Linked DNA regions of Homo sapiens: region 1 is linked to region 2. A link is a contact called in ENCODE Hi-C or POLR2A ChIA-PET data. All regions are on one chromosome and are shown on one strand. The core of a region is the stretch at or near the end of the contact, and the rest is flanking DNA. Distances in the headings are between cores, read along the strand shown. Region 1 has its middle 110 kb from the start of TGFBR2. Region 2 overlaps TGFBR2 (transforming growth factor beta receptor 2).

The links. Hi-C counts contacts between places; a loop is a spot of excess contacts on that map. ChIA-PET counts read pairs that join two places held with the same protein, here RNA polymerase II (POLR2A).
Region 1: a loop to region 2 is called in a map of Caco-2, with 4 times the contacts of the local background. The contact joins two enhancer-like sites. A Hi-C loop is called at or near these places in 1 of 168 maps with a recorded cell type or tissue (Caco-2). POLR2A ChIA-PET finds 5 or more read pairs at or near these places in 4 of 52 experiments (AG04450, IMR-90, PC-9 and 1 more).

What each region holds. Positions count from the first base shown.
Region 1 is chr3:30,718,476-30,723,006 of GRCh38, reverse strand. No RefSeq gene overlaps it. Among named protein-coding and RNA genes, the nearest start is that of TGFBR2, 110 kb to the right of the region's middle. Within about 2 kb of position 1,791, at least 2 of the 41 ENCODE cell types and tissues checked have a DNase peak (open chromatin) inside an H3K27ac peak, as active enhancers do.
Region 2 is chr3:30,662,381-30,667,053 of GRCh38, reverse strand. The region is part of intron 3 of TGFBR2 (transforming growth factor beta receptor 2); the gene reads right to left. Among named protein-coding and RNA genes, the nearest start is that of TGFBR2, 58 kb to the right of the region's middle. Within about 2 kb of position 1,918, at least 7 of the 41 ENCODE cell types and tissues checked have a DNase peak (open chromatin) inside an H3K27ac peak, as active enhancers do.

The DNA of each region.
Region 1 (4,531 bases), core at 542-3,041, 56 kb before region 2:
GATTAAATTGCTCAATCCAACTGGATTCAGAAAGAAGTTCCCTTTTCATGAATCTCTTGGCTTTAGGGACCACAGTTCAGTAGCAACAGTGCAATAAAGGGACTCTTGACTAGCTTTTCAGGGAAAACTCATCTAGTGATACAAAAACAACCCCAGGTTAAATGTAAGTCACAAGGGAAGAAAAATGAGAGCTCTCAGTCTTCATTCTGTTTTCCACTTCTTCTCAACGGGCATGAGATTAGTCAAATGAAGCACTGGATACTTAGACCCTTATAGTTCCATGGGGTTGGCGGTGAGTTTGGGTGTGGGCATGAAGTACATTAGAAAATAGTATAAGTTTTCTGTTTCCTTAACTCTCTAATTTTGCAGGCATGGCATTTCTTATGGCCAAAATTCTATAAGCTTGAGAATCCTCTAATGCCGGAATCCAAGGATAATTATAGCAAAAACTAACATTTATTGAGTCCATACTACACACCAAGTACTATGCCAGCCACACTACATGGACTTATTTGCTTCTCATAATACCCTATGAGGTGGTAGTTATTATTATCCTCAACTTATAATTGAGGAACCTGAGGCTCAGTTTAAGAAAATCTCTTAAGATTATCGATCTAGTAAGTTATAGATTCAAGAGTCAAATCTAAGTCCGCTTCACCCCAGAGCCCAGGCTCTTAACTTCTTGTTAGTATAGCTATATGGAAAGAAAAGGCCATTAAGAACCAAGTTGCTCTTAGAAGGCAATAATTACATCATACCACCCTGCCATCTTTCTCAAGCCTGAATACAAGAATTTTCCTTTCTGCTTTTTGCCACTGAAGTTGGAGGATAGCAGTATAAAGGGCCCTTTGAGTGCATATACTACGAAATTTAAACGGGAAACACAGTGGAGATGAAATAATTATTTTCTGAGTATTTGGCCATTGCTTTGTTTCTCAGACCTTTTCTGATCTCCATGACCACACGTCCAAATGCTTACTTGACATTGCCACTTGAGTATCTCAAAGACAACTCAAACTCAGCATGTCCAAAACTGACTCATGATTTCCTACCCCCAACCTCACATTCCTCTCCAAACCTGCTCCTTTTCTATGTTTTCCATCTCAATAAGTGGCACCATTTTCTATCTAGTTCGGCAAACCAAAAATTCATAAATTAATGCTTAACACCTCTAACTCCCCCTGTCCTCCACTATTAGCAGGGCTTGTTGGATCTACCTTCAAAACACATCTCTAATCCATCCATTTATCCTATCTCAATTGTCATGTTCAAATTCCAAGCTTCTGTCACGTTTCTCCTGGACTATAGCAATAGCCTCCTTACTGCCACATCTGTACATTGATTCTGTGCTTTGTCCAATCTGCTCACCAAACTGCAACCAAATTAAAATGCTGGTCCTATCTTCCACTTTTCTTAAAAATCCTCAATCGCTTTTTGTTTGCTCCCAGGATTGACAACTACCAACTCTGCCAAAGACTACCAGAAAACTTGTTAGTGAAAAAAACCTAAGTCTATTTATCCTATGGCCTTGAATGAGTTTTAGTGGTGTCCCAGAAAGGGGGAAGAGGAGGATGTTTATAGGCTTTGGTCTTGAACACGAGTAGCTTAGAAGACAAACTGACTGGAATACAATTTATCATGTAATTGTTTAGGACTGGTGAGCACAGCAAAGTGAAAGTCTTGATGTGAGTCTTGACAAATAAACTGCTGTTTGATAAGCAAGCTGTTTCTGCAGGTGAACATTCTTTTGTCCTGATGGGAGAGATGAGTCAAGTGTTTGTTTGGATAAATCGGTTAGCAGGAATTTCCTAAAGTAAACAATAAAGTTATTCATTGACTTACAGCCTTAACTTTCTGAGCAAGAATCTCCAGTTAAGAATAAACAGTTAAATCTTGTTGGTGTAAGTGATCCTCATTCTCATTCCTGATAGTTAAGCTATATGGAAGGAAGTGATTTGAATTCTCATAAGGATCTAATTCTGCAAGTGGCTGCCAAAGCTCTGCATGCCTCCAGGTTCCATGAAGTTTCAGCTTTATGTTTTGGTGCCTTTCTCATGCTGGGGTCCAGAAAATTCAGTCTTCTTTCAGCCTCCCCTCTTCTTTCCCCTGAATGTCAAAACCTTTGGATGTTGCATGTACTCCCTTTGCCTCAAGTGCGATTTCCTTCTTCTCTCTCTACGCCTAACTAAATTTGTGCTTACAGTTCAGATCTCAGCTTGATTCTCAGTTCTTTAAGGATGGCTTCTCTGCCTACCCTCTACCCACGCAAATGGCATCGCACCAATATAAGCTGCTGTACTTTCCCTAAAATATAGGTGTGACTATTTGTAATTACATATCTCTGTGCATTTTAAAAAATTAAACTATAATATTTATAGAGGGCTTGACACATGGTAATTAATTGCTCAATATATAATTAGGGAAGTAAGGAAGATTGGCAGATGGGTGCTTTTGTATTTGGAGATGACTTTTTAATTTGAGCGGCATATCATAAATGTAAAACAACTAACCAATTGCCTTAGAGAAAGTGCTAAAGTCACCTCTAATTTTAAAACACATGCTACAAATTGAGACATAATGTGTTCTGGTTAGTAAATGTGCCCCTACAGGAAAAGAGAAAAGTTTCTTCTTAAAAATAAATTTAGACTTGACTTATCTGTCACCCAGGCTGAGGTGCAGTGGCGCAATATTGGCTCACTGCAAGCTCCGCCTCCCAGGTTCACACCATTCTCCTGCCTCAGCCTCCCATGTAGCTAGGACTACAGGCACCCGCCACCACACCCGGCTAATTTTTTTGTATTTTTAGTAGAGATGGGGTTTCACCGTGTTAGCCAGGATGGTCTCGATCTCCTGACCTTGTGATCCACCTGCCTTGTCCTCCCAAAGTGCTGAGATTACAGGCGTGAGCCACTGCACCTGGCTAGACTTGACTTATCTCAGAAAATTTTTCTTCTTAAGCATGATTTTGAGTTGTAAATATTTCCTCACGATAGAGTATGACAAGAGTTCATCCATCTTAAGACTTCGCAAATCATAGATGGGTCGGTTAACACCTCACTGACACCATATAGACTCACATTTGAAATATTCTGGAATTTGAAATTCTAACTGATAACAATGTAGTACACAAATAGTTCAAACTATGGTTCATGTGGATGGTGAGTCCTAAACAATTTTTATTCTGTTATTTGAAAGCTTTGAAGTTTCTCTGGGTAAGTCATGCTCTGCCGGAAATGAAGGGATGAGAAGATTGTTAAACCGTAATGGAAACACAGCTGTTCTCTCTGCAGGTGTGGTTCCTTTCTGCTGATGGGCTGGGTACAGAAAAGGATGAGCAATGGATGCTTGAGCAAATGTCATTATCTCAACTCCCCTCTCTTGGGACGCATTTAAGAACCCATGCTAAATAGAAAAATATGTCTTTCATCTCATATCTAAGTTAACATGTGGGTTGAATTTTTAGTTGAATGACTAGATCAAGTGTTCAAAAACCCCTCTAAGGCCTCTAATTTGGATCTATAGGAGAGAATTTTCTCATTCTGGGACGAATATCCCCAAATCAGTGTTTTACTGTCCGTTGTCTGGAGCCTGTGAATCAGTTTTGGTATTCTCACATCTTTGAGGGCAGAGCTATGCAATCCAACCTGAATGGCTTCTGGGGGGCTTTTACATTCATGTTATAGTGACTTGCTGGTTTGCATATCGCCCTAATCTGGTATGCAAATTGTGAGGAAATGTTAAAAATCTTTACTCTCTGCAAGCTCAGGATATCCATATGTAGTTGTAGCTGAATAAGGTATAGGTGAGAATTTCTGCATCTCTTCTCCTAATGTGAACAAACAAGGGTGAAGAACAGATCCTAGAGATTATGAATAAACTAATTGTGTGGCACCCAGGCCTGTTCCACCCCTACTATAGCTAGCTAAATCAGTGAAATAACAGTCACGTGATTAATCCTGCATATTTATGCTCTAGCATAGTGTTTCCAATCTCTATTGGTCTGAGTTTTAAGATCATGGAAACATCTTAATAGATATAGGTTTCACACAACAGCTCTTCTCCTGGCCTATGGTGTATGTATGTAGTTACAGATCAGGGACTGGATTATAGGTTGAAGGCATGGTACTTTTAGGGATGGGGCTGACTTGGTCAGGATGTTTGTCAAGTGTTGGCAGCAGGTCTGGGTTCTCCAAAGCCAAAAAGGAAGTATAAGATTTTTAACTGAAATGCAGTGACCACCACTATACTTTACATCTTGGGAAAAGAGTAGATTGAATGCTGCATAGGCCAAGCCTAAACAATAAAATCCAATTTCCAAAGATGGAGAGTAAAGCAAGAGTTAACAGAGCCTGGTAGAGCTACAAATACATAACTTCCGAAAGAGATCAAATTGGTACCAAGGTCATTGACCTGAACACTACAGCCAGTGTTTAAGCTTCCCCTTCACAGGTCAGCAGTTTAATATACGTGATGTGTGTGGATCACACTATTCTAAAGGACCAATAGTAAGGGTGCACTATTATGAGTAAGG
Region 2 (4,673 bases), core at 669-3,168:
AGCAAAGCTGGTATTTACAATGAGCATTGCCTGATTGGAGAGACTTCTGATCTCAACCCCATACCTGATCTCTAAACTTCATATTGGTGAGAGCCAACTAAGAATGGCAATGACCTTAGGCTGGGTGTGGTGGCTCACACCTGAAATCCTAGCACTTTGGCGGGAGAATCACTTGAGCCTAGGAGTTTGAGACTAGCCTGGGCAACATAGTGAGACTGTCTCTACACAAACTTAAAAAAAAAAAAAATTAGCCAGACACTGTGGTGCTTCCTGTAGTCCCAGCTATTACGGTGGCTGAGGCAGGAGGATTACTTTACTTGAGGCAGGAGTTCAAGGCGGCAGCACACTATGATCCTGCCACTGCATTCCAGCCTGGGTAACAGAGCAAGACCCTGTGTTTGTGCGGGCGGGGATGGGGGGGTAGGGGTTGCGGGGGAGGGGAAGAATGACTTTATATAAGCTCCCAATTTGATAAAGTGTTTTTCTTTAGTGTAGCCTGGACTAAGTGATTTTACAGCCATCCACCGACTGACATTGGCAATTCTTGTATAATGTGTCTAAAGGAGTATATTTTGGGTATGGGGATTATATTCCTTTGTTCTGAACTAAGAACCACAGTTTAGTAGTGTCTCTGTAAATATGCATCTTTTTCCTGCCAGGAAATAAAAAGTTTTATGTGAAGGAGAACCCCCAAATCTTTTTCTTTTCTCAGAGCCTATTCTCATGGCCTAGATCTTAGCAGAGCTCAAAACATAATTGTTGCACTATTGGGACCTTCCATGAATAGTAATAACATTGAACCAGATATAGCTCTGAAGGGCATTAAAAATAAGGGTGGAATTTATCCAAGGCCCATAAAAAAATGAGGCTATAATAGTAAACATTTTTAGCCTGGGTTCCATAAATAGAGTTCAGTGGGTCTGTGAATTTGAATGGGCAAAAATTGCATCTTTTTTTATTTTCTCTAACCTTTAATTAAAAATTAATATTTCCTAGTATCAGCTGTACCTATGAGTTTGTTGTTGCAGACGTCTCAGCATGTGACTTACGCTCACCATTTAGACATTTCAATTGTTTAGATCTGCTGCTATTGTTATTTAAAGCATTATTATAGAAACATATATTACTATAACACAAATTCATTTTTAAAATATTTGGTCATTGTATTTCAATGTAATTGGTTTTCTTTGAAATACTCCATGTTCTATTTTATGCATTTAAAAAACATCACAGTGAGAAGGGGTCCACAGGCTTCCCTACTTCAAGAAGTCCATGGCACAGACACACAAAAAGGGAAGCTCCCTTGGCAGAGTGAAGGCATTTGGGCTCTAGTCTCTTTTCCAGGACTTGCTAGAGCAGGAATTTTGAGATTGATGGGTTTCTCTAGGAAGTTGGTAACTAGTGCCAATGGGAGATCTGCCTGGCTTGATTTGTTGTGCTGCACATGGACAACTGTGGATGCTGTCGGAGCTTCTGTGGAGTGGGAAGGGAGCTCCGCAGTGTAGAATTTGAGGAGAAGCCCTCCTTTGAAATCTTGTAACAATAAGAAAGATAACTCATATACGATGTGCTTTGTTGGGTTAGGCACCGGACAATTTATTTTGTAAACATGATCTACTTTATTTCTCCAATAACCCTATGTATGAGTTAGATTCTCTTACCCCCGTTTTACAGAGGAGGATACTGAACCTTGGTTGCTTCTACAACATTTTTGTCTACTTAGTAAATAAGTATTCTTGTTAAGTAAAAGTTGTTCCTAGTAAGTACTCAATAAATGAATGCTGTCCTTTTAATGTTATAATTAACATGACTTGAGACAGGAAGTTCTTCCTTCCCCTCAGCTATCTCTCTTTAGCACAGTTTCCTTCTTTGGATCTCAGCCAGTTGCATATATACTCTCGCTTTAGGTGAACATGCTGGCATGTGAACATCCTTGCGGCTAGAGCTTCACTGCCAACTTCACAAGAATCTCTCTTGGCATCTGAGGCTCATTAGTGCACTAATACACCAAGGTGTGCGAAAAACTGTCATCCACGTCCCTTTCTATTGCTCGGATAAATTAGTATCCCACTAAATGTTCACCCTAAACTCCTTTACCGAGTGGAGGAATTGCCAAACTACTTCAAATATTAAAGTAGGAGCCTATCTCCCAAATTCAGCTATGTTGATTTGCTTTTTATCAAGACACATTAACTGATCCACATAGGATTTTATTTACCAAGTTGGCCTTAATTTAATGCTTTTATTTTTTTAACCAAGTGACTTTTATTTAAAATAGTGGATTAGGGAGGTTCAGTTTTAAGTTCCTTTTAGGAACTGGTGTCGGCATAACAAAGGACATAAAAGAGGCTGAGAGCAACGTGTGTGTGCGCGCACGCGCGTGTGCATGTGTGTGCGCACATGCATACTCAAGTTATAAGACAAATTGTTTACTTTTCAATCACTCCAAAGGAAAGTATACCACAGGATTTCCCCTTGAGGTTTTCTGCCAGTTTGTATTTTTTTTTATGGCATACTAACATTTATCTTTGGAAGACAGAAAAAAAAAGAATTTGACATTTGTCTTTAAAAAAATATTTATGTAACAAGACTCTGACATTTGCAAATGGCTCCTTATTTGCAACTAAGTCTGGCCTCTATGAGTGACAGAAGTGACTGGAAATTTTCAGAATTATTAAATGGATCTCACAGTTCATTGTTAAGGAGATAGCTTGGTGGTATGGAAAGAACAAAAGCTTTGAAGCCACTCAGATGATTAAAAAAAAATGGGGGGAAGATATGGTGCCTCACACCTGTAATCCCAGCACTTCGTGAGGCTGAGGTGGGAGGATCACTTGAGCCCAGGAGTTTGACACCAGCCTGGGCAATATATTGAGACCCTGTCTGTATAAAAAAAAAAAAAAATTAGCTGGATGTGGTGGTGTGGGCATGTAATCTGAGCTACTTAAAAGGCTGAGGCAGGAGGATCACGAGCCCAGAAGTTCAAGACTGCAGTGAGCTATAATGGTGCCACTGCATTTTAGCCTGGGCAACAGAACGAGAACATCTCCCCCTGCCCCCCCAACTCCCCCCCCCAAAAAAGTTAGCCCTCTCTTCCTCTTTCCTTTCTCCTAAGGGTATTTAAAATAATATACTTGGCCCAAGAGCACAGTATGGCCCTCAAAACTAGAGAAATTACTCTGATTTCTCTCTTGTGAAAAAGAATTCATTCCAAAATAAAACACAGATACAGAAAAGTGCATAAAACAAGTGTCTGGCTTAGTGAATTACTATAAGATCAACACTCTTGTAACCACTGGTCAGGTCAGAAAATATAATTTTGCTGGCCACCCCAGAAGTCTGTTCATGTTCCCCAACTCAATCGGAGATCCCTCCCTTCCTCTAAAAAGTAATCACTATTCCTGGCTTTTATAGTTATCATTTTCTTGAGCTTTTAAACTTGTTTTATCATCCAAGTATGCATCTGTAGTCGTCTTGCTACTAATATGACTGAATACAAATGGCAAACCTTGCTTTTTTGCAGAATTACTGTTTTAAAAAAACTTCCTACAATAAAAACACCAGAATCTTTAAAAAATGTTTAATCTGAATTAATCAAATCATCAGACAAATCTACAAAGTGCCTTTATAAAGTACATGAAATGGTCTGACCTATTCAAATCAAAGTCAATGTCATGAAAACCAAAAAAACACACTGTAGAGGCAAAACAATCAATTTTAATGTGTTGTCCTTGACTGGATTCCGAATTTAAACAATAGACCCATTAACCTTGAAGAAATCTGAATATGGACTGTACTGTATATATATTTAGATGTATATATGTGAATGTATCTGTGTCTTAGTATCTGTATACACACACACACACACAGAAAGAGAGTGAAAGCTAAGCACTCACATATATGCTTCATATTGCAGAGTTCAAAGATCTTGCCATCATTTTCTGTACCTTTAAAAATTTTGTTGGCATGTTACATAAAGAATAACTTGTCACCTCGTTATTCTAAGTGTGCCCGCAGACCAGCAGTCATCAGCATCCCCTGGGAACTTACTGGAAATGCAGAGTCTTAGCGCTGTCCTCAACTAACTGAATCAGAATCTACATTTAAAAGTTCTCTCAGTGATTCATTTACACATTCAAGTTTCAGAGGTAAATTTTATTCTTGCTAAACAGTTTAGCAAAAATAAAGTTAAGTTCTTTGGTACTCTGCCATAGAGATGCTTTCCTCCTACAAAAAATTTCTTAGTGGAATTGTTTGCAAAGCTCTGGTACAGCTGTATTCAGCACTAGCCAATGAGAAAATGGCCCATGATAATTTTCTAGTCAATTAACTGGTGGAGGAGTGTAGAATGAGATATGCTTCCCCATCCATCATCCTAGTAAAAAGCACACCAATTTAGGCAAACAATAAAAAGTCATTTCAATTAAACAACAAAAGGACAGTAAGCTCACTAGCAATGAAGGATTTAATTTAACTTCTAGCTATTGATAGCACTGTTTGACATTCTGGATATATTTTGAGAGTATTTTTTCCTCAAATGATGAAAGAAGTCTTCTCTCCAATCAATGTGGTTGTTTTATTCCAACTGCACATATTTCAGAACAAAGCTATTCGCCACCTCTCCTATCCCATGGCACAGTCTCCTTTGTATTATTTCCTTCTTATCTCTCTCC